Linked DNA regions of Homo sapiens: region 2 is linked to region 1. A link is a loop called in an ENCODE intact Hi-C map of the cell type or tissue named here. Cell type or tissue: ovary. All regions are shown on one strand. Links, peaks and the distances in the headings refer to the core of each region. The heading gives the core; the rest is flanking DNA.

Region 1 (2,803 bases), core at 204-2,703:
TAGTGCAACTGAGGGATTGAATTTTTATTTTAATTAATTTAAATGTAATACCCATACATGACTCAGGAGCCACCGTATTGGAGAATGCAGGTAGAGGACAATTTCCATCACCACAGAAGGTTCTATTAGATAACACAGCTCTAGGCTGACCGTTGAAAAACAGAACTATCGGGGCCCCTTCCAAGGCTTCTGGCTTTGGAGTCTGAAGAGCGATCAGGAGGCAAGTCCCAGGGAAGGGGCTACCAGAGGTTGAGTTGGGTACAGCCACCAGGACATTCCCACCCAACACGTCCACACCCCTTGTGGACACATCCTGGATACATGGACACCACCATAGGTCACAAGGGCACCTCCACATCTAAACATACAAATAGACACATGAGGCCAGGCACAGTGGCTCACACCTGTAATCCCAACACTTTGGGAGGCCGAAGCAGGTGGATCACCTGAGGTCAGGAGTTCAAGACCAGCCTGGCCAACATGGTGAAACCCCATCTCTACTAAAAATACAAAAATTAGCCAGGCATGGTGGCGGGTGCCTGTAATCCCAGCTATTCGGGAGGCTGAGGCAGGAGAATCGCTTGAACCCAGGAGGCAAAGGTTGCAGTGAGCCGAGATCATGCCATTGCACTCCAGCCTGGGTGACAAAGCGAGACTCCATCTGAATAAAAAAGAAGAAAAGGCCGTGCGCTGTGGTTCACGCCTGTAATCTCAGCACTTTGGAAGGCCAAGGCAGGCAGATCACAATGTCAGGAGTTCAAGACCAGCCTGACCAACATGACGAAACCCAGTCTCTACTAAAAATACAAAAATTAGCCAGGCATGGTGGCGTGCGCCTGTAATCCCAGCTACTTAGGAGGCTGAGGCAGGAGAATCACTTGAACCCGGGAGGCGGAGGTTGCAATGAGCCAAGATCACGCCACTGCACTCCAGCCTGGGTGACAGAGTGAGACTCCATCTCAAAAAAAAGAAGAAGAAGAAGAAGAAGAAGAAAAAAAAAAAATAGACACATGGCACCCCACACCCAGACTCACTAACAACTGGATACTTCAATGACTGGGTCCCTGTTGTTTCATACACAGATACCCCCACCCTCAGATACCCGGACACTTGGGGACCCCTACAACCAGACACTCAGGCACCTGGCCAGCCCCATACCTGGACACAACACAGAGACACTCCCCACTTATAAATACCCACTAACCTGAGGACTCCCAGACACATGGATACACCCACCTCCAGCCCCAGGGATGCTGGGATAGCCTCTGTCTGCACACCCTGATCCTCCCACATGCTGGTACTGGGTTGTCCACACCTAGATAGCGAGACACCACCCATCCAAATAGCTCTGCACCCAACTCCAGGAATGTGATACTTGGATAGCCAGACACCCTTAGCACCAGGCTCCCCAGGGGTCAAAGCAGCTGGTTACCTCCCTACTCCAAACTCAGATCCTGCCACACCACACGATAACCAGATGGCTAGACACCCTAACAGGTCACATGTGTCCATGCCCCTAGTTACAATCCCTACACACCCCCCACTCTGACTGCCCAGATGCTAGAGTCACATCTGCACACACCTCAGCCAGCCTCCCCAACCCCATCTGCCAGGGCCACCACGGGATGCAGTTCTCCTCCCTTCCCTCCGGTGCACAAGCGGTGAGAACAGAGGCTGTGACCCCACCCGCCCACCCTAGGATCTAGGACTGAGGACTAAGGGAGGGTCTTCCAGGAAGCTTCCCTCCCTCTCCTAACACAGGGCCCTGCGGGCTCCCTCCCTCCTCCCCAGCCACTCACACAGACCGTTGAGACTCAACGTCTCACCAACTGCCAGGCCCCATCACAAAAGCCTGAGACTGGGGGCTGGAAGGGCCCTGCCAGCTGCTAGGGGTGGGGCCAGAGCCTGGGGGAGGGGCTGGCAGGCAGGAGGCCCGTTCCCTTCAGTCTCTTGCCAGGGACTCAACCTCCCCAACTCAAAGCTCCCAGATGACACTCTCAACATGGCCTTTTCACAACATAACACCATCCCCCACCCTCCAGGAATTTTCCAGATTCCTGGAGGGAAACCTGGTTCTTCAATCTCTACCTTCAGTGGAATCAGTGCACCCCCATCTGGCATCTCCACCTCTGAACCTGGCCCCCTTAAACTTTATTCTTTCAGGCCATATATATTTATTCAGACCCGGTGGGCCAGGCCTTGTACCTGGCACTAAGATTCAGAAGTAAACTAAAAACCCAGTCTCTGTCCTCAGCTCTCAGTCTGGTAAGGGAGACAGCACTAATAAACTGTAATTACAATAATTACAATGCTATGTAAAAATCCAATTGACCCCCACCCCCCGACTTCCTAGGCTAGGACAGGGCATCACCGAGGAAGGCTTCAGGGACTGGATGATGCTTACAGCTGAGAGCCCATCAAGTTGCAGGAGTTCACCAGCAAAAAGCTGGAGTTAGAAAGTTCTGCAGAGAAAGCACGGCTTGCCCAAAGGCCCAGAGAGGAGACAGCAGGCTGTGGGCATTTGGGTCTTTGGTAAGAAGGTCAGGCTGGCCAGATCATAGGATGCAAGGGGCAGTGACACAAAACAAGATGCAGCTGGACAGGCAGGCAGGAGCTAGAGCCAGCAACAGGGCCAAGGGATAAGGACTTCACCCTGAAGGCAATGGGGAGCCTTCAAAGGGTTTTAAACCCTTTGAGTTAAAATGTACTTTACAAAGATCCCTGGCACCATGAGGGAAAGAGGGAAGGAGGAGGCTGGAGTCTTCCTGCAGGTGAAAGATAGCTGAGGACGGACAGAAGGAGA
Region 2 (2,803 bases), core at 239-2,738, 230 kb before region 1:
ACTCTTCCCCATCAGCCTTTGGTAGGGAGTATGAAAGAGGGTGTGGCCTCACCTTGGCCCCTCTCCCTTTTGCACATGCTGTCTCCCCTCCTTGCCTGTCTTCCCCTCTTCTATCCAATTCTTGCCCAGCCTAAGGCAAGCCTCCCTGATGTCTGAGAGCCAAACCCCAAGGGTGCTATCCAGTGAGGACTCTGGTTGTTCAATTTCCCAACATGGCTTTAGACTGTGCTGCCGTGAGTGCAGACGCAAGCATGAGCTCGTTTCATTCTCTCACCAGGTTCATAGGTATTTGCTTGGCGTTGACTTGAAGCCAGGTGCCATGGGTCTGCAGAGAGGATGGGAATAAATATGCACTGAGTCCTTGCGGATGCCCCTCCCGTGCCCAGGGGAGCCCACGTGTCCTCCCAGGCAGGCTTCTTGCCCCATTTAGCAGACGAGGAAACTGAGGCTCAGAGAGGGAGAGGAAGCTGCTCAGGGTGAACCAGTGGCGGCGATTCAACACCAGGCCAGTCCCAAAATCCACACCTGCCCTTCCCCACATTCCCAGCCCTGGTACCCTTTAAGCTCCCTCTGCTGGGGCAGGACTGGCCCTTTGCTCTGGAGCCTCTTGTTGCCCAGTGGGGGCTCAGCAGCCACAGCCATGCAAGGAGGGACGGAACTGGCAGGGCCTTATGTCACCCCTTGGGAGGATAGACTGAGGCACCCAGGGTGCAAAGTTCTGAGGGGATGCTCACCCACAGGGCCGGGCAGGTGCCGACTCTGCTTAGTGGAAGCTCTCAGCCCTCTATTTACCCTCCAGTCTGTGGCTCCACATGGGGAGTCCAGGCCCCTTGGCTGTATACTTGCCTGTCCCCTTTCTCCAAATTATCCCCTGGGCCTGTCTGTAGCCACAGGATGTGGATTAACCTGTCTTTAGGCTTCTGGCTCCAGACGCTCTGTCTCCTGCCTTCCTGGGCTGGTCCCTCGCCAGCTCTGTCCTCAGAGAAATATGGATGGACCAGATGGTGGCAGCTGGTTCTGGGCCATGGGAGGGTGCAGGCCCGGCCCTGGGGCTGGCGCTGGTTGATAAATCCCATCTCTTTGAGCTGGTGGTGGCTTTTCCTGCAGATGAGTCTCAGCACAAAGTAGGGTGTGCAAGTGTGTCTGTGTACTTGCGGGAACAAGGAGTCCCTTTGTTTTCCCAGACGTGGATTTTATCTCTGTGTCCATCCTGGGGCTGCTAGAGTGAGTGTCCACTTTGCTGATAGAGGCTAATAATAAGTGTCACCGTGTGACCCCATTTGGGCTACCCCGGATCAACTTCAAGTTGAAAGAGAAAGTGAAAAGCAGAGAAGAGAAAGAGAAAAGGAGGAAAAGTTAATCCTAAGATGCCATAATCAGAAAGTCCTCCAAAAAACTGAGTCTAAATCTCTTTTATAGATGGGGAAACTGAGGCTCTGAGAAGCTCTCAGCAGGGTCACACAGGGTGAGGATTCAATGAATAGTTGCAGAGCACAGAGAGGGCTGGAAGGAGGAGATGATGACAGTGTATGTAAAGTGCCCAGCACTGGGGCCGAAGCCCAGAGTCCAGGCCTTGGTGATGAACCCCATGGAGTAAAACCGCTATAGGTCAGGACCAATCCAGGGCTCGGGCAGTGAGCCTGGGAGCAGGGCCAAGTGGCCTCAGCCATGAGGGGTGGGGTCAGCCCTCTGAGGTTGTATGGGGCAATGTCTGGCAGGGCTCTGACGGTGACCTACTTCCATAGACATAGACCACAGATGTCCAGGATGAGTCAGGGCAGAGGGCCAGGTGCCTCCCTGGGTCTCTCTGAACTCCTTGGCCAGCAACTCTACAATGTTCTTCCAAGCACCCTGGTATTTTGGCAATTCTGGTTTCCTGGAATCATTTCCCCAACCCTATTTATGGTGAAAGGGACTCTGTGATTCAGGTCACAGACAGGGTCTGCAGTTAGAAAGGGACCTGAGGGAGGTTTTGTCCAGGAGAGACCCACACCCTGACGCCAGTTCTCTAGGCCTCCCTGGGTCCCAGCCCCACTGCCGTGACCCTGGGGAGGATGCAACCATTGATCCCATGCTCTCCTAGGTGGGAAGTGGGGGGGATGCTCTCCTGCCAATCATGTGATGATTAAGAGTTTGGGTTTCTGAAGCAGACAAACCTGAGTTCAACTGGCTTGTGGTGTGACCCTGGGCAAGTCCCTCTGCCACTCGGAGGACAGAGGTCTCATCTGGGCAGGCCCCACTCTGGGCTCTGCAACACTGGGGCTGTCTCGGAGACCATTCATATATTCAGAGAAAAGAAATCACTCTCCATTTTATTAACCTAATTAGAAGTAATCAAGTCGTGGAGATCTGTGCAGAAAGCTGAGTGATTAGGAAAAATTATCTCCTGTGAAGAGTTTAAATTTAAATGTGTTTGGTTCCATCATTGAAAAAACAAATAGAGAAGAGTTGGCTTTCTGTCCCCACCCCTGTGGCCCAGAGTTTCAAGAGGTGGGGGCAGCAGCTCAGAGAGAGCGTCCAACCACAAGCAGGACTGGCAGGGGGTACAGCAGACCTGCCGAGACAGGGGCCTACATGCTCTGGAAGGAAAGCACTCTCTCGAGACCACCACCCTCACCCTCAGGGATAGCCACGGCCTCAGCCTCAGACCTCTGGCACACACACAAAGTCACACTCATGCACACCCACACCCTGAAACAAATGTGCACGTCTGTCCTTGGGCTCAAAGTATTCTTATATCCTGAACAACAGACTCTCCCCCAAGAGACCCAGAATTCTCAGGAGCCCAAGACGTGTGTGTGTA

What was found. A loop is a pair of places that touch in the nucleus more often than their neighbours do. Peaks named below come from ENCODE experiments on the same cell type or tissue, not always from the same donor. Only the 100,000 strongest peaks of a DNase experiment are listed, where the experiment ranks them.
Region 2: a loop joins it to region 1, with 4 times the contacts of the local background. A loop is called at or near these places in 1 of 110 quality-filtered maps.

Annotation. Positions count from the first base shown.
Region 1 is chr1:29,239,771-29,242,573 of GRCh38, reverse strand. All of the region lies in intron 1 of PTPRU (protein tyrosine phosphatase receptor type U), which reads right to left. Among named protein-coding and RNA genes, the nearest start is that of PTPRU, 4.6 kb to the right of the region's middle. In ovary, for the core only: no CTCF peak of the experiment used is centred there; a DNase peak (open chromatin) is centred at 1,573.
Region 2 is chr1:29,468,533-29,471,335 of GRCh38, reverse strand. All of the region lies in intron 1 of LOC107984933 (a long non-coding RNA gene), which reads right to left. Among named protein-coding and RNA genes, the nearest start is that of LINC01756, 120 kb to the right of the region's middle. In ovary, for the core only: no CTCF peak of the experiment used is centred there; a DNase peak (open chromatin) is centred at 1,705.